2 separate regions of the Homo sapiens genome follow, and region 1 is linked to region 2. A link is an interaction called in ENCODE POLR2A ChIA-PET data of the cell type or tissue named here. Cell type or tissue: PC-9. All regions are shown on one strand. Links, peaks and the distances in the headings refer to the core of each region. The heading gives the core; the rest is flanking DNA. Region 1 has its middle 120 kb from the start of EGLN3. Region 2 has its middle 180 kb from the start of EGLN3-AS1.

Region 1 (4,399 bases), core at 291-4,290, 380 kb before region 2:
AATATAATAATAATATCTAAATAAGATTTTTATCTTTAGACTTTATGTTATTGAGTGAAAACTGAATTCTTGGCATTGCACTTTCAGTTTGTGTCTCTCAGCCACTGACTCAGAAATAATGATGAGTGGGATATGCTGAATGAACCGGACTCCCGCATGCAATGGTTTATGACAGATGACGATATATGATGAGAATACAAAACCCTGATGATAATAGGTTTATTTATCGATTGCAAATAAAATTCATGAAGTGTGAAGCTGAAAACGGCACTGAAGGGAATTGAGCAGGGAGGCCATCAGCAAGAGCATGTACAACACAGAAACGGAGCTAAGTGCTGCTCGATGGAGACCGGGTGGACGTGGAGGCAGGGCCCCAACTGGAATCGGGACGCTGCTTCTCACTTAGTGATGTCCTTGGACAAAAGGCACAGTCCTCTTTCTGCCTCCACCTCTTCAGGGGCACACCAGGCCTGTGCCATGGCTGGGAGGTGGAAGTAGAAAGACACAGCAATTCAGAAAGCTGGTGCTGCAGAACCAGCTCTGCCACTAGCAAGTTATGTGGCCTTGGGCAGGAGTTTGAATCTCTACTGGCCTTCATTTGTTCCATAAAATAAAAGGTTTCATTCATTCAGCAAACACCACAACAGGCGGTACTGCGCTGCTCATGCCAAGGTGAGTAAAGTGAGAGTGCCCTATTTCCTGGCAAGAGCTGGACTGTAATCGACTACAGTACAGCCCTGGGCTGCAGGTACACACGCAGCCAGCTTGGCACCAGGTCTTGGCACTCCCAATGTCCTTTATGCGTCTCACTTCTACAGTTTTAACTACAAAACCACATTTTCCAGGCACTTGAAGATGCTCCCAACGAGAATGAGCTAAAACACAGCCAAATGTAGAGGCTTTTCAACTCCCAGGCAGAGCCTAGGAAGATCACGGAGGAAAGGACCGTAGGCCTGAGAAGTCATTTGCATATTGCTGGATGATTTACATGCTGGAGTGAGCCAGACTTCCCAGGAATGCCTTCCTGTGGGTTCTCCCTCACCAACACCACTGCAGGGACACCTCCTAAGCCTAAAAGAGGGTTTTTGCCCAATGTACACAGGAATTTGCATAACGTAATTCCACAAAACAAGACCAGAAGCATCTCTTTATTTATCTTCCAACAGGCCCCCAGAAGTAAGCTGACAGGAAGCCCTTAACCACAGAGCTTCCAAAAAGGTGGCTTCCAAAGAGTCATGGCAGGTAGTGATTGAAAAAGGGGATAATTGTGGCTCCAATTTAGCTTAGTGACAATAAAGTCTTGAAGAAGATGTCATCTTGAAAACCATTGAGTTTTCATTTGAAAAACATAGAATCTGTATTCGTTTTGACTGCTGCCTAACAAATTACCACAAACAGCAGCTTAAAATAATACAGATTTATCATCTCACAGCTTCCACGTGTCAGGAGACCAAATGCAGGTTAGCTGGGTCCTTTGCCCAGGGTCTTACCAGGTTGAAATCGCTGTGTTAGCCAGGGCTGTGATCCCTTTTCGTTTTGTTTTGTTTTTCTGTTTTTTTGAGATGGAGTCTCCCTCTGTCACCCAGGCTGGAGTGCAGTGGCATAATCTTGGCTCACTGCAACCTCCACCTCCCGAGTTCAATCAGTTCTCCTCCTCAGCCTCCCAAGTAGCTGTGATGGCAGGCACGTGACACCATGCCTGGCTAATTTTTGTATCTTTAGTAGAGACAGGGTTTTGCCATGTTGACCAGGATGGTCTCAAACTCCTGACCCCAGGCGATCTGCCTGCCTCAGCCTCCCAAAGTGCTGGGATTGTAGGCATGGGCCACCACGCCCGGCCCAGGGCTGCCATCTTGTCTGAGGTAGGGGGTCTTCTACCAAGCTCACTGGCTATCGGCAGAATTGAGTTCCATGTAGCTATAGGGCTGAGGACCTCAACTCCTAGAGGCCACCACAATTTTTTGCCATGTGGTGCTGTTCATAATATGGAAGTTTGTTTTTTCAAAGACAGCAGAAGAATCTCTGACTTCTTTTGTCTTTGACCGCCAGACTCTGTTTTTAAAAATTCACCTGATTAGTTCAGGCCTACCTGGGATAGCTCCTTTTCATTCATGCCAACTGACTAATAAGCTAAATTGTGCAAAATTACAGACCTTTGCCATATAACAGAGTCATGAGAGTAATAGCCCATCACCTTTGCCATATTCCATTGGTTAGAAGCAAATTACAGGTGTGGCCACACTTAAGGGCAAAGGCTAATACATGGATATGGTTATTGGGACTGGAATTCTGCCTATCACAGGATCTCTCTCCATATTCTTTTGTATGGTTTATTTTACTTATGTTGGTTTCATTGTACAGAATTTTCTGCTCTCGTGGAGAGAAGTCTTCCAGGAACAAGTCTCCTTCCCCGATTGGTATTGTATCCAGATTTGGTCATTATTGCTCTGAAGCTTAGAAACAGGGTTCATGGGAAGATTTTTACCTCCCTACCCTGGCCTTCTTATGCCTTCTACTGCTTTCTCTCAGGGAAAAGAGTAAGCAGGTATAATATAGAGATCTCACAAACAACTCAAAATCCCCACGGATAATGTGAAATTATCCCCAGAGAAGGTGAATCATGCAAGAAGATGTTTTTATTGAAAGCATCCCAAGCAGGAGTAGTTTTTGCCCTAAGGGAGATCATAGAAGAGGTTCCGCCCCCAAGGTGTTGTAAGCACTTGTGGTGCCGACTGTCAAATTGATACGTCCTCTTCTTTCAGAGAAAAACCAACTGCTTATCTCTTCCCCTCTGTGGCTTAACCAAGTGCCTGCAGGCCAAAGCAGCAAGCTTCTTGACCTTTCCCCACACTCCTGCAAGGAAGGACTTAACTTCTCAACCCTACCTTTTCAATAAGAAAAAGGTTTGAGGTTAAGGCAAGCAGCAGGGTTTTTATAAAAGATGATTTTGTCTCCACACTCACTCCTGGCCCTTTTCCACACACCTGCCCCTTCCCTGCCCCTCGCCCTGGTACTTCCGGCTCTTTCGCTGCCTGCCTCCTGCTTTGCTGGATAGTGTTCATTTTCACCCATCCCCCAGGCCTTCTGCCATCCCTCCCTGGGCCTGCCTCCAACACTCTCCTTAGTCCACGATATAGAGGTTTTCTGAAAGCAGAAGCCCTTTGCACTAAGACATAAACGGTGCCAAATCACCCCCACAAGATTGAAAGAGAACACTTTCAAAGAGAAGGAAAAACAAAGGGAAAGGAACACAGCAGGGCCACCAAAAGATACAAACCAGTTGAATTTCTGTAAGAGAAAACCAAATCTCCAAACCAGCTGAATTTCCGTAATAGAAAACCAAATCTCCACATCAAGGATGAATCCGACCTTGGGTGGGGAGGAATCTAGACCTAACACAGGCAACTAAGAGGAGGTACTGACTGTGACGTAAAGACCACATTCCTGAAGCAGCAGCTCCAGGGATACCCGAGCTATAGAGCTGGCATAGCAACAACGTCTTTCCAGACTATCAGTGAAAAAAGTAGTTGTCCTCGAGGATAGCCCAGTTTTTATGAATGTGGATCAGATGGGCCTGGGTTTGAATCCTAGTGCTATTACTTAGTGACCACATGATCCCTGTCAAGTCGCTTATGTGCTATATGCCTCAGCTTCTCGCTTTTGTGCTATATGCCTCAGCTGATAAGATGGGGGTAATAAGCGTTGCACTGTGTCACAGTTACTATTGTGAGGATCATATTGGATCTATGGCCTGTGATGTAATCAGCACGACACCTGGCATGTAATAAATGCTCAGTAAGTATTGTTCTTGCTGTTAAACTCTGTTGATCTGGGAGCAAGTAGCCCCAGGCATAATATTCCCCAACTTTGCCCTCCTGGCTCACTTAAATGTAACCAGACTGGGTTCTTTGATTTTAACTTGTGAGAGAGAAAAGAATTTTTTCCCTAAAGTTTCTGAAACTTAAACATTAAAATACTCACTTGAGGAGGAATGGGGTGATTTGCTCAAAAAGTACAAAGTTTCAGGTAGACAGGATGAATTACTATTGTACAGTCACCATGCTGTCCAATAATCTTCAGATTAGTTATTCAGATTATATATTTAATAAGTGTATTAAACACTTGAAAATTGCTAACAGATCTTAAATGTTCTCACCCCAAAAAATACTATGTGAGATGATAGATATGTTAATTAGCTTGTCTGTGGCAATATTTCACAATGTATACATATATTAAAACATTATGTTGTACACTACAAATATATACAATTAGTCAATTATACCTCAATAAAACTGAAAAAATAGTCACTTGAGGCAAGAGCTATGGAAATGTATCTGCCCCCAGATTCGGGTCTCCTAAGTAGTTTTTTTGGGGGATCAAATTCCATAGAAGCATACTG
Region 2 (4,399 bases), core at 331-4,330:
CAAGCTTTCTCCAATCCCATAGTCCATCCGGAAATTATTGTTAGCCAACAAAAGCAGACCTTTTTTTTTTTTCCTGCATTATCCCAGACAATGAATTCTCAATATTTCCAGAAACATGAGGGCTTAAAGGATACATATACTGTACTAAGAATAGCCATTACCTCAGGAAGAGGATCAATCAGAGTACCTGAAAGGGGCTCCCATATTTTACTCAGTCTATACATGTATTGTTTTTATCTTCTACAGTGAAAAAGCAAGTATTGCTCTGTAATTTTAGAAAATGCATTTTAAGATGTTCTGAGATGAATAAGCTAAGATTATTTTTTTCAGATTCATGCCCCTAAAAAACTGCCAACTCTAACCTCTTGGAGGGCCAGGTGTGGTGACTCACACCTGTAATCCCAGCACTTTGGCAGGCTGAGGCAGGTGGATCGCTTGGAGCTCAGGAGTTCAAGACCAGCCTGGCCAAAATGGTGAAACCCCATCTCTACAAAAAAAAAAAAAATACAAAAATTAGCCAAGTGGGGTGGTGTGCACCTGTGGTCCCAGCTACTCGGGAGGCTGAGGCAGGAGAATCGCTTGAGCCAAGGAGGTGGAGGTTGCAATGAGCCAAGATTGCGCCACTGCACTCCAGCCTGGATGACAGAGTGAGACCTTGTCTCAGAAAGAAAGAAAGAGAGAAATAAAGACAGACAGAAAGGCAGGCAGGCAGGCGGGCAGGCGGGCGGGCGGGCAGAAAGGAAGAAAGGAAGAAAGGAAGAAATGTTAATGTTTGGTATGAGCTGGACATTGCTCAGAGTTTAACTTGCCAAAATTGTGGCTTTTGTCTTCATTCATTGCTTTCCCTGCACAGTCATTCAGTCAACAAACATTTACAGAGCACTTACTACCTCATAGACTGAAAAAGGCATCTGATGTGAAGCTAAAATTTTCCTTAAAAAAGAAATATGATAATTAATGATGTGGCCAGTTGTTCTCCGTTATAATTAAAGACAAAATCTCAGACAGATTCATCAGAGATAACATTCAGGAACAAAAAAAAAGTGCCTTTCCTGGTTTCCCACTTCTACTGACAACTTTTTTCTTTCAATAACTTGTTATGTGCCAGGAGCAAACAATATGAAATCCATTCCTAATGAGCAATAATTATAGCTTTAAGAAGCTGTACAATCAGTGTTCAGTGATTTCATTATTAGATAGCACCATAAATTATGCTAATGCTGATAACAGTTCTGGATGAGAGAGGTCCAGATCCAGGAGATTGCACTGAAATTATTTACATCCTCTATTTCTGAAACAATAGATCCAGCAATTTGAAAATCAGATGATCCGATTTATTCTGGCGGGACACACATGTAACAAGTTGCATCAACCATAAAATTAAATAGGCTTTCTTTTTATTTTTTTTCCTTTTTTCTTCTTAAACTTTTTTCTTCAATCTTCTCTTACCTTGAGTATTACCAATCTCCTTTGAGAGGAAATTCTAAGTACTGTAAAAAATTGCTCAGTGATGGTGGTTGATGATGTCAGAAAAGGATGACTTTAGTGCACCTGTGTCTTCATAAAAGCTAAGCTTAAAAATGCTATGTCTGGGCCGGGCACGGTGGCTCACGCCTGTAATCCCAGCACTTTGGGAGGTTGAGGCAGGCAGATCACCTGAGGTCGGGAGTTCAAGACCAGCCTGGCCAACATGGTGGAAACCCTGTCTCTACTGAAAATACAAAATTAGCCGGGCATGGTGGCACACACTTGTAATCCCAGCTACTCGGGCGGCTGAGGCAGGAAAATCGCTTGAACCCAGGAGTCGGAGGTTGTGGTGAGCCCAGATCATGCCATTGCACTCCAGCCTGGGCAACAAGAGTGAAACTCTGTCTCAAAAAAAAAAAAAAAAAAAAAAGCTATGTCTGAAAAGTCACAATTACCTACTAGGATGCAGAAGAGGGGTACAGACTTACTGTGTTAGGGAACGATTGCCTCTTCTAATCAAAGTCCAAGCTTTTAAGGGTCAGCTATGAAAGGAGAATCTCCAGATGGATATGGAGAGATGTCCTAGGTGTCTCAACTTTATTCTCCTGTGTTTAGAGTTGGGAATTTTCCCACTTCAGTTAATAGGGTTTTGTTTTGTTTTGTTTTTGTTTTTCTTTTCTTTTTTTTTTTTTTAAAGCTAACTTTTTTTGAGTACTTTATATGCCAGGCCCTGTGCAAAGGGCTTTATGTACACTCTCTCATCCAATCCTCATTAAAACCCTGTGTAATAAATTTATGATTGATTCTCATTGTGGAGATGAAGAATAAGTTTCAGAAGGCAAAAAATAAAATAAAATAAGCAAAAACTAATTTGCCTAAGAACATACACTTAGCAAATGGAAAAGCCAGGATTCAAACCCAGGGGGACCAGGGCTTGCTGCCCTTGATAGGAAATGCGAGGAATCCAACACCCATCTGACTCCAAGTGCAGGGGCTTTGCTGAAGCCTCATAAAGGGCAGCAAAGGGGCAAAAGATACTACGTGACACCCAGAAAGACTTTCTAAAATTCCTATTAAGGTTTACCAAAGATATGGAGCAACTAGAGCACCTTACATTACTGCAGAGGATGCCAATTGGTACAACCACTTTGGAAAACTATATTTTGCAGTATCAACAGAAGTTAAATATACACATATACCCTGTGACCCAGCATTGCACTCCTAAGTGTCTACCAAACAGAAATGACATGCACAACAATATTCACAGCAGCATTGCCCAAAATAGTTCCCAAACTGAAAACAACCCAAATGTCCATTAACATGGACAATGAGCATATTCATTAACTTGCCCATGGATAAATGGGGAAATTAATTATGGTATATTTATTCAATGGAATACTACACAAGAATAAAAAATAGATTACTGATACATACAAAACCACGTATAAATCTCATAGACATAGCCAAGGGAAAGAAATCAGAAACAAACAATCAATACTATATGATTCCATATACATAAGGTTTAAAAACTCACAAAACTACTCTATGGGACTAGAATCAGAATAATGATCACTCTTGAGCTATTGACAAGGGTGTAAGGGAGCCCTCTGGGGTGATTGAAATGTTCTATATCTTGATGTGGGTAGTAGTTACCCAAGTATATTCATATGTAAAAATGCATTGAGCAGTACACTTAACATTTGTGTATTTTATATAAGCTATATCTCAATTTTTAAAAATAAATAAAAATTGTCATTGGGTCTCTTTGTCCCCAAAAGTCCTAGTCATCATGGCAGTTGGTCCCCCAAACTCTACCTCTATTTCTTCCAACTTCAGCACCCCACTTCTCTTGGTCCCTTCTCATACCTTCTAGATATATTATTTTCAGTCTTGCTGGTAGATTCATGTCCTTTCTTACATAAATCAATTTAGTTCCCTCTGGCACCTTCCATTTCTCTTTACTATTCATTAGTATAATCAGGAGAATGAAAATTCCAGCAGTCAAGCAGATCAAACAAACAACTCTCTTTAGAAGAATATTAGTGCACTTACAGAGTCAGATTAGAATCATTTGTTTCTATCTCCTCTGAGAAAGAGTAAGCTCCCTGAGGGTGGGGGGGTACATAACTCAGATGCTGGGCAAATGTGGAGTTGTATTAAATGAATGCTCTTACTTACTCCATACTTCAAGTTGTGAAACCTAGGGCATTCACTAACTTCTCATCATTCACTCCAGAGATGCCAGCAATGGGTTAAAGTAATAAACAAGGATGCTTAGAGTTAAGATCATAAAACTATGTTTCAGAGGCATTTGCCTGGGAATTACAAGAAAAATGCAAGATCGAAGACTTTAATTATCTTGGGTCATTTTTATTATTTTAATCTTTTTATCTCTCTCTAACTTACTGCCTTTTACTGAACAGGCATAACCAGGCAATTCCACTGTTACGAGAGAATAGAAGAACAATAATTCCCTTAGAGTGTATAGGAGAGAAGACAAGAAGTCTAAGTAAACAATTAAATTGTCTAAACTCTGAAATGTAGGAAACAAGCCAGGAATCGGACTGGCACCTATTTTCTTGCTGTTGAATATAGCGGAGCCTAGAAAGGTGATTAGTTCCCATTTTATCATACAGGTGGAAGAGTCTTTCATCTATTTGCTTGGGAAGGTGCTCAAGTGTGGGCATCTCGCAGGAATAGTCTCATCTCTTTAACCTGGGATATACCAGCTACCAATCACTATCAGAACCCCAAAATTCAAAATCAGGGAAGCAAGCGAAAAAATAAAGGCAAAAGGACGCATTCGACCTATTACTTATCAAGAAAGAGTGGCTTGTCTTAGAGTCCATTTCAAAATGCTGTGCCAGGCCAAATTTAGAGGAGAGAAAATCTTTTGTTCAAATCCCTCACTGAAATATAACTAAATGGAATA

The links. ChIA-PET counts read pairs that join two places held together with the same protein. Peaks named below come from ENCODE experiments on the same cell type or tissue, not always from the same donor. Only the 100,000 strongest peaks of a DNase experiment are listed, where the experiment ranks them.
Region 1: POLR2A ChIA-PET joins it to region 2 with 9 read pairs; 2 of 35 experiments call an interaction of 5 or more read pairs at or near these places.

What each region holds. Positions count from the first base shown.
Region 1 is chr14:33,833,642-33,838,040 of GRCh38, forward strand. No RefSeq gene overlaps it. Among named protein-coding and RNA genes, the nearest start is that of EGLN3, 120 kb to the right of the region's middle. In PC-9, for the core only: no CTCF peak of the experiment used is centred there; a DNase peak (open chromatin) is centred at 2,750.
Region 2 is chr14:34,214,335-34,218,733 of GRCh38, forward strand. No RefSeq gene overlaps it. Among named protein-coding and RNA genes, the nearest start is that of EGLN3-AS1, 180 kb to the left of the region's middle. In PC-9, for the core only: no CTCF peak of the experiment used is centred there; no DNase peak of the experiment used is centred there.